Linked DNA regions of Homo sapiens: region 1 is linked to region 2. The links are chromatin contacts, found by Hi-C or POLR2A ChIA-PET in ENCODE. All regions are on one chromosome and are shown on one strand. Each heading gives the region's core, a stretch centred on a gene start or an enhancer-like site at or near the end of the contact. The rest is flanking DNA. Distances are from core to core; before and after follow the strand shown.

Evidence for each region. A loop is a pair of places that touch in the nucleus more often than their neighbours do. ChIA-PET counts read pairs that join two places held with the same protein, here RNA polymerase II (POLR2A). Pooled maps may share reads with other maps.
Region 1: a map of naive thymus-derived CD4-positive, alpha-beta T cell shows a loop between it and region 2 (2.1-fold over the local background). The contact joins two enhancer-like sites. A Hi-C loop is called at or near these places in 2 of 168 maps with a recorded cell type or tissue (Caco-2 and naive thymus-derived CD4-positive, alpha-beta T cell), 6 of 37 single-sample maps with no recorded cell type and 11 of 50 pooled maps. POLR2A ChIA-PET finds 5 or more read pairs at or near these places in 10 of 52 experiments (CD4-positive, alpha-beta T cell, OCI-LY7, Panc1 and 6 more).

The regions. Positions count from the first base shown.
Region 1 is chr4:140,068,708-140,073,604 of GRCh38, forward strand. The region is part of intron 1 of MAML3 (mastermind like transcriptional coactivator 3); the gene reads right to left. Among named protein-coding and RNA genes, the nearest start is that of MAML3-AS1, 57 kb to the right of the region's middle. Within about 2 kb of position 3,249, at least 7 of the 41 ENCODE cell types and tissues checked have a DNase peak (open chromatin) inside an H3K27ac peak, as active enhancers do.
Region 2 is chr4:140,112,927-140,118,086 of GRCh38, forward strand. The region is part of intron 1 of MAML3 (mastermind like transcriptional coactivator 3); the gene reads right to left. Among named protein-coding and RNA genes, the nearest start is that of MAML3-AS1, 13 kb to the right of the region's middle. Within about 2 kb of position 3,790, at least 3 of the 41 ENCODE cell types and tissues checked have a DNase peak (open chromatin) inside an H3K27ac peak, as active enhancers do.

The sequences.
Region 1 (4,897 bases), core at 1,999-4,498, 45 kb before region 2:
CTGTGAGGATTTAATATGTAAATACCTATAAAAGATGAAGAGCAGAGCCAGGCACATAGTGGCACTCAATAAATATGTGTTGTTTTTGTATCATTATTACTATTTGAAGAGTCTTAGGCCACTCTCTAGTACATAGTAAGCATTGAGTTAATGTTAGCTATTAATGTAATTAGGACCCACTACCCTCGCTTTGTCTGGTTTCTATCTTCCTCTCTACCTCCCTATTGCAACCAAACATTGAAAGAGTTGCTGACGAATTTTATAATTTGACAGGTCAAACTTTCTGAACTTCTCATTCCTCCCTTCTTTATATTCTGAAAAAGGTGAAAAAGAACAATGGAAATACCACAAGATGGGTAGCTTTTAGAAAAATCAGGTTTTCTAAGTAGCTTGAATAACCACATAATCAATATGTGATTCTATCAGCTTCGACTTTACATGGGAAAAAAATTTCACCTTGATTATTGCAACTTCAAAACATTTCTGTCCCATAGTAGAAGGGGAAATGTGGAGTCTTTTGACTTGGTTGCACTATGCAGGGGCTGGCTTTTTCTCTAGTAGTCAAGATTGCGCCACTGCATTCCAGCCAGGGTGACACAGCAAGACTCTGTCCAAGAAGAAGGAGAAGGAGAAGGAGAAGGAGAAGGAGAAGGAGAAGAAGAAGAAGAAGAAGAAGAAGGAGGAGGAGGAGGAGGAGGAGGAGGAGGAGGAGGGGAAGGAGGAGAAGGAGGAGAAGGAGGAGAAGGAGGAGAAGGAGAAGGAGAAAGGAAGAAGAAGGAGGAGGAGGAGGGGAGGAGGAGGAGAAGGAGGAGAAGGAGAAGGAGAAAGGAAGAAGAAGGAGGAGGAGGAGGGGAGGAGGAGGAGGGGAGGAGGAGGAGGAGGAAGAGGAGGAGGAAGAAGAAGAAGAAGAAAAAGAAAGAAGAAAGAAGAAGAAGAAGGAGGAGGAGAAGGAGAAGGAGAAAGAAAGAAAGAAAAAGAAAGAAAGAAGAAGAAGAAGGAGGAAGAAAGAAGAAAGAAGAAGGAGCCGGGATGCATTTAGTAGCAGAAGGACTACAGAATAGAATACATAGTAAAATCATACCATGGAGAAAGATCGAACTGGAGTCCTTAAAAAAAAAAAAATCTAGGCTGGGCATGGTGGCTCACGCCTGTAATCCCAGCGCTTTGGGAGGCCGAGGCTGGCGGATTACCTGAGGTCAGGAGTCCCAGACCAGCCTGACCAAAATGGTGAAACCCTGTCTCTACTAAAAATACAAAAATTAGCTAGGTGTGGTGGTGCACACCTGTAATCCCAGCTACTCAGGAGGCTGAGGTAGGAGATTTGCTTGAACCCGGGAGGCACAAGTCGCAGTGAGCCAAGATCACACCACTGCACTCCAGGCTTGGAGACAGAGCGAGACTCCATCTCAAATAAATAAATAAATAAATAAATAAATAAAAATCTAAAAAAGAGCCAGACTCTAAGTTTTGTGAGGACAAGGACACTGTCTTGGTCACCACTGCATTTCTGATTCCAGCTTCAATATTTCCCACTTAGCAAGTGCTTCAGAAATACTTGTTGAATGAGTAGCATACATTCATGTTAAAATAAATGGTTGGGAAAAAATCTCTTCATATTTTAGCCCAAGTACTTTGGTTTTGAGGCCTACAGACAATCTCATTTTAATCTTTAGTAAGCCTGTTTTGCCATCATTAAAATGCTTCTCTTTGAAGGTGAGCTTACTTTTTCAGTTCACTGATGAAGATATTCAGAATAAAGTAGAACACACTCTAGAAGAACAAAAAGAGAAAAGCTTCAAAACTGAAAGCAGAACCCACAAAGAAAAGGCAGACAAACTGCCTTGTAGCATCTCTACAACTGACACCCAAGAACCGAAATGAAACTGAATTTGTTCAGCAAAGCCCAAGTCAGAATCATAAAAACTCCTCGAAATACTACAAATGGCACCTATGTGACAATGAACAGTTTTAAAGCCTCAACACTCAGTGGACAAATGCCTTCAGATGAGCCACTTCAGAAGGTAGGACTCCTACCTAAGGCAACTTCTTCATACTTTAGCTTATTATCTTTATTCGAACTTGATTGAGACTTGCACACACACAAATGACTTTTCCCCTCTCCCTTTGGTTAAGATAGTCATCCATTAAACATCATTAGGAAGTAGAAAGGCCCCTTCCCTCTCCAGAGGGGAACCTCCTCTGTGCTAATAACCACACAGCTAGGTCTGGCCTTGCAGCCACCTTGCAATGTGGCGCTGGGGTCTTCGTGGGCACTGCCAAACTTCCCACAGCAGATAATAATGTGCCACCTAAGGAGGAAGGCAGCATTTTTCTGCCCTGAACTCCAGCTTCCAGGATCACTCGCCTAGGTCTCATCTTCTGAAGCCTCCTTTGTCTATCGGATGCATACTGTGCACCTTGTCATTGTTGGGAGGACAAAAACAACTGGCGTTTCTCACAAGCTGTCTGAAAGAGCTGCTGCAGACGACCCATGTGTGCACAGACTCCGCACACACTCTCTCTCTTTCTCTCCCTCTCTTCCCCTCAGGAACACCATCTGAGAGAGCTGCATGGCTGCCCAGAACTTGTCCCATCCAGCTGACTCCACCAGCCTTTTCCTTCTTTAGCAAGGAAATGGATCTCCAGAAGACACATTCCTGCAGCTCCATGAAACCATCCAGGCACAGATACTTGCCCAGCTTTTTAATTTTACAGCTTTTACACTGAGGTGACACCCCTGTCCCCAGCCCTGCTATCGTGGACATTCCCATTAACCCTGTTAGTTTTAAATGTTAAAAACAGAGAACTCAAGACATCTACTTTTTTAATGTCAAGAAATGCAAAGTGGCCTATGATAATAAACATAAACACATACATAATAGCCCAGGACTTAAAAACAAATCCCTTCATTTCTTAGACCCACAGCCACATAGATCTCACAGTTTAAAAAAAAAAAAAAATCCACAGTGAAACGTATCAGCGTACATTCTCTTTCAGATCCAATACACAGAAAATCTTTACACTTATAATTTTACAGGGACCAGGATTAGAGAGAGAGAGAGAGAGAGAGAGAGAGAGAGAAGGCACGCATCTGCTTTATGTTCTCAGTGACCAGCTGAACAGATGGTCAAGAATATTGTTAGTTAAGAAAGCTCTCATTCATGATCAGAAAGTCCCTTGGGCAGGCTGGTGTGGGGTGCAAGAATGTCCTAGAATGTAATATTTGAAGAATGTGTTCATGTCTGAGATATGAACCCATGTGGTGGACGTGGGGGAGGAAGGGGGAGAACAGACAGCCTGTTGTGATCCAAAAAGCAACCACAAGTACCTCAACATTGGTTTGTCACCCAGACACTTCCGGCTTTCATTCCACCCACTCCCTCAACAGTATTAAAAGTGAAGAAAACCATTGATAGGTCTCAGTAGCTGCCATAATCCTTCCTTCTCTAGACATGAGTGCAGTCAGCCCTCCGTATTCATGGATTCTGCATCTGTGGATTCAACCAACAGATATTCCAAATATTTTCCAAATATTTGAAGGAAAAAATTATGACTGTACTGAACATGTACAGACTTTTTTCTTGTCATTATTCTCTCAACAATACAGTGTAACAACCATTCACATAGCATTTACATTGTGTTAGGTATTATAAGAAATCAAGGGATAACTTAAAGTATACAGGCCAGGCGTGGTGGCTCATGCCTGTAATCCCAGCACTTTGGGAGGCCAAGGTGGGCGGATCACCTGAGGTCAGGAGTTCAAGACCACCCTGACCAACATAAAGAAACCTCGTCTCTACTAAAAATTCAAAATTAGCCAGGCATGGTGGCGCGTGCCTGTAATCCCAGCTACTTGGGAGGCTGAGGCAGGAGAATCGCTTGAACCTGGGAGGCAGAGATTGTGGTGAGCCAATATCGTGCCATTGCACTCCAACCTGGGCAACAAGAGCAAAACTCCGTCTCAAAAAAAAAAAAAAAAAGTATACAGGAGGACGTCCGTAAGTTATATGCAAATACAACACCATTGTATATCAGGGACTTTAGCATCCCTGGATTTGGGTGTCTGTCAGGGGGTCCTGTAGCCATCCCCCATGGACACCAAGGGACAGCTGTACCTCACCAGTAGAAAAATATAAAAGGGAGGTAGAAGAGGATACGCTGCATGAAGTTGCCACTTCTTTGTCACTTCTTCTGGGCTAACACAGAAGATGTAAAAAGAAACAGGGGGTCCTATGTGTTCATCCCAATATGAGCATTTCCTGGGTGAAATTTCTCTAAATTTAAGTCGCCTCTCAACCTGACCAACAGAAAGTGTGTTTGTCTAGGGAGGGAGGAGGATGGCTGGTCATGAGCACTATAAAATCTATGGGAGAACTGGAAATCAACAAATCTGCAACCATCTGGCTTTCCATACCAATTTATATCCATGTTTTCTTTTTTTTTTTTTTGAGATACAGTCTCTCTCTGTCACCCAGGCTGGAGCGCAGTGGCAAGATCTTGGTTCACTGCAACCTCCACCTCCTGGGTTCAAGCAATTCTCGTGCCTCAACCTCCCAAGTAGCTGGGATTATAGGCGCCTGCCACCATGCCCGGCTAATTTTTGTATTTTTAGTAGAGACAGGGTTTCACCATGTCGGCCAGGCTGGTCTCAAACTCCTGACCTCAAGTGATCCACCCACGTAGGTCTCCCAAAGTGCTGGGATTACAGGCGTGAACCACCTCGCCCAACCCTTCACTTTTTCAACAAAATTTCTTATAGACTTCCATCAGAGAGACTCTGGTACTATAGATGAGTTCCCTGGTGTTTTGATCTTTCTCCCACCCTGCAGTGAGCACCTACTTCCTGGCTGTGAGGTATTGTGCCAGGCACCCACAGTATACAAGAGACATGAGATAT
Region 2 (5,160 bases), core at 2,540-5,039:
GAAGCAAGGGGAGTTTCGAGTTTTGTAGGGCCTGAAGTCTATAATATTTTATCCTTTAACAATAAAATAACTGTCCGGGCGCAGTGGCTCATGCCTGTAATCCCAGCACTTTGGGAGCCAAGGCGGGCGGATCACAGGGTTAGGAGATGGAGACCATCTGGTTAACATCGTGAAACCCCATCTCTACTAAAAAATAGAAAAAATCAGCTGGGCATGGTGGCGGGTGCCTGTAGTCCCAGCTACTCAGGAGGCTGAGGCAGGGGAATGGTATGAACCCAGGAGGCGGAGCTTGCAGTGAGCCGAGACAGGGCCACTGAACTCCAGCCTGGGTGACAGAGCAAGACTCGGTCTCAAAAAAATAAATAAATAAAATAAAATTACTAATTAAAAAAAAGTAAAGCACGACTATATGAAATTTCTAGGGCCCCTCGCTGAACCTTGTAAAGGGCTGTGCAAGGGAAGGAACTTGAGGTCAAGTTTCATTAGTCTCATGGAAAAAGTCCTCCTCTGCCCAGAAGTAGTTCCACCTTCTTGTCATGGACCACTAGGTCCTGCACTGTAGTAGACTATTTCTTCAACGATGCCAGTCAGCCCTTCCACTGTTTTGGGAGAGTCAGATCTTCCAGGTTCTATTCCAGTAGACAGTACCAACTACATTCCTACTCGGTGGCCTTCAAACTCCACCAATATCTTTCAACATAAAACAGGAAAGCAACCAGAACTCCCACAAAAGCTTGGGAGCAACCTGTTTGGCAGAGGAGTAGAGTCTTGTTGGGTGTTTGTAAGCTAACTTCACCTGTGCACAAATGCCAGTTTGTCTACCCAAGTGAAGTGACCCTGCAGCTAGGATACCTAGAACTGCTCTAATCAAAGTCCATCCAAAGTCACAGGCACAGTTTGGAACAGGACCTAGAAACTCAGGCTGACAGGTGTAAGCAATGCTGCTCTCCAGGCAGGGAGAAACCCACATACTGAGTCTTACTTTCATGTTCTCAGTATCTGCTCCCACCCCGTTTTACCCCATCCTGGGCTTCACACTCAGTGAACCCAGTCACCATTCACTGAACTCATTTTCCCACCTTCGTGCTACTGATCATGCTGTTTCCTATGCCTTTAAAGTCCTTCCCATCTTCTCTGGGTAGAAAAATGCTGCTAATTCCTCAAGGCAGATCAGATGCCAACTCCCTGTGCAGTCTTCCCTGCACTCTCTGCCCTGCGAAATATGCCCCTTCCCTGCTCCCTCCACCCTATGAAAGTAGAATAAAATCATTCCAACTTCTGTGTGCCAATCATACTTTTGTGTAAGTCTGTTATAGCTCTTATCACATCACGCTGTGGAATGATGTGGAGAAATCTCACCAGCTACTTTACCTGTATCTGTGCTGTTCCTTGAATTTCCTGCAATCTCAACAGTACCTGGCACAGAGGGGCTTGAAAAAATGTTTGCTGAATTAAAGACTGTAGCCAAAAGGCAAGTGTTCTTTTTCCTTTCACTTAAGTAGAAGCTTATCTTAATTAAAATAAAACTACAATATTATTGGGTTTTTAAATTACGTAGCTGTATATAGCTGCATATAATTGCAGTGCAATCAAACCTCTGATATTTTTAGGCAACTCTTTCTCTTGAAACCCTCCGTACCTTTGACTAAGTATCAATGTATTTCTCCCCAATAAGCCGGGTGTATACACGTATGTCTTTTAAGAAACTTTGGATTGTTCAAAATTTCAAACATACAAGCGTTGCCAGAATGTAATAAATTGCCAGCGACCAGTTTCAACTCATGGCCTATCTTGTTTCATCCATACCCCAAACCCACATTCCCTTTCCATATTATAGAAAGCACATGCCAGAACTTATATCTGTGAATACTGTGGAGTGTACCTTTAAAAGTTATGGCCTATTTTCAACAATATAGCCATAATACCATTATCACATCTAAAACATATTTAATAATAATCCCTAATATCATCAAATATTGAATGAGTGTTAAAATTTACAGTTGCCCCAATTCTTTTGCACTAAGATGTTCAACAGTAAAAGTACATTATAACTTCATTCAACTCATAAACAAATTGCCCTATTTAAATAAAAGCTCTGAATTCATATCCTATAGAACCATAACATTCCTCAGGACAAGACACATGAAGTCTCATTTTAATACAATGCCCTAATTATGCTGCTGAAGTTTTATTAAACATTTGTCCTATGGAGATATGTAAAATAATTTGTTTTCAGTTCATTACCTTTCTACTCAAAGATTTTATCCCATAAAAACTTCCATATGAGTTAGCACTATTTTTGAGTTATTCATAGCTCATAACAATACATTTTATTTTTAAGTCTTAAATTACTTCTTTCTCTTCCTCCTGAAACTCAAGTGCTCACTCTCAATTAACACAAATGCTTTCACTCTCAATTTTCACTTCTAAAATAAAACTATGGCTAGAAAGAAACTGCTCTCAATGAGCAATTCATAAACAAATGAAATATGCAAAGCCACAAATATCCCTTATAATTTTTATGTGGTCATGCAAATTAATGCATAAGAGTAAATATTTTCATCCACAATAACACAAATTAATGAGTGCAGGAGACTAACACCAAGACTGATCTGGGAGGTGATCAGTGCCTTCAGCAGACCCCAGGACTACAGATATTCAGAAGCAAGTGAGAGACTTAAGAGCAGGTACATAAGTTCATTTTTTGGTGACTCTGGACACATACAAAACATTCCTTAATCTGGAATTGGAAACAGGTACATAAAGAGCAAAAAGCAAGTGTACTCAATTTATCCAATTGACATGTCTCTGCAAAACATTTGTAGGGCAAAATCTTACCATTAGATGAATATTAAGGTCAAATTTTTGTGAAATTAAGATTCTTTTTTATAATGTAAAAATCATTCTTTTTCAATTAGGTTTGAATATAAAAAGTTTTCCCACCAAATACAAAGAAACTGAAAATGAAAATGTCTATTTAAATATAGAAAATATTTACTAATTCACACTAGTGGAAGGTGACATGGAATAATAGAAAATTGGAATTACTTTTAAGTATATACAAATATATAGAGTACATATATTTGCCAAATAAATGTCCTTTAAGATCCTTTAGTTGGTAATTTTATTTGCAATTATTTCATTGTTTCCCTTTTTTAAAAAAGATTATTCTAAATAAAAGTAGTTTATCTTGCTGAATAGGTTAAATGTCCTTCCCATGCCTGCTTTATTTACTATTAGTCTGTTTACAAGCACTCCTTCATATAAGGCAAAAAGCCTTATGACAATACCACAAATTATTAACATCTGGGCTCAAATTAATCAAGTTATACTGTGTTCTTAAATTTCTGAATTCTTTACCTTTTTTCATGTGTTCATGTGTTCAAAACAACTCTATAATATCCAGGGCCCCCAGGGAATCAGCTCCTATTCAGGAAGATCCTTACTCAAAACTAGCCCTCCTGAAAATGACACCTATATAGAGAACATTTCTCTTGCATGTTCAGGGCTATTGCCAATCACCAGAAACCAAGACGGTGTCTATTCTACTTCAGTAAAAGGACAGGGAGGCTGACAAAGAAATACAAAAGAGAACACAAGTCACGTGGAGCCAACTGCCTGGATTCAATTCCTTCAGAAAGTCACGTTAGAGACTGCCACTCTAACCTCTAACCCCACTGCTTCAAAAGTTGCCATTCCCTCCATCCTCCACAGCTCTGGCCACATCCAGACGAAACCATTAAGGCTGGTGTATACCCTACAGGGCAGGAAGTGAATCATGCTTCACTCAACTGAAATGGCAGCAGGTTTTTAGAAAGCTAAACACAGTCAACCCAAATGAATGGTAACACTTACCTTGTAAAGATGTGACTAGGGATTGTTATTGATGACAAAAGATCAGCACTTGGGTTTCCATCTCCCTTCACAGATGAGATTTTTTTAAAAGCATAGGGCACTTTACATACAGACACAGAGTATAGCTATGGAGATCACCTTCTGTAATACTAGCACTCAGAGTGTTCTCACTATTAACCCAGGACCTCCACTCATGTTAGATCTCTAGCTTGCAGAACATGCTGAGTTCCAGACTTGGACTGTCTTTCCTCTTCCACAGCAGAATTTAAAAAGCTCTATTTCCTCTTCCTTAGAAAAATTTTAAAGTTCTCAAAATGGGGATTTCTCTAGTCTCTTCCTTTTACCCTTAGTGTGATCTGGGGTGATTTTTAGGGTCTTATTACAAGCAAAATCCTAATTATGGGGAAAGCCATTATCTGGCATCTTATTTACTATAACCCAAAGCAAATGTTTGGGGTTCCTAATTATATTGATCCAAATATCTCCCTCGTATTTTCTTACACACTTACTATTCTCTTTCAAGTAAGACTTTTAAAAGCTGTTTCTAAATTTACACTTTTACTTGGTGCTGCTGACCACATTAAAACCTAACTTCCAAAAATAAGTTAAACTTTAATGTGGTTTTATGTTTTTAAGCATACTCTAACTATATAACTTTAAAAGTATGACTTACAGAATATTTATTTCCTTAAGAAAATATACAAATGCTTAATCAGAGACAAAGCAAGGGATTCCAAATCAGTTTTTTATACTGCAAAATATTGCAGTGAGCCATGATTGCACCACTGCATTCTAGCCTGGGTGACAGAGCGAGACCCTGTCTAAAAAAATATATAAATATATATGTATGTATGTATGTGTATACAGGTATATATATATATACACATATATACGTATGTGTATATATAATCTCAAAATTATTAATAGAGAATAGAAAAATTGATCTAATCTGATGCCACCTTCCAAGTCTCATAAAAATACAAATAAAATGTTTCTAAATTATAGGTATATCCTTAATAAAATTACAAAAACATGAGATTATCAAAGGAGCCCAACAGTTTCTCTAAGCACATCAGACAATATCAGAAGTCAATAGTTCAGATTAAGAAGGAAAGATTAATCTAGTAATTCTAAGGGTAATTTGTGTTACACATTTTTAAGGATTTTCACAGATAACCACGCATGGTAATATATGCAAATACACAAAAGAAATAAAACCTTAAAAGAACACACTAAATTTATTTTTTTTAATCTTCTAAAATGAGAATCATGACACCCACAGCCGGCATTTCTTCAGAGCCTACA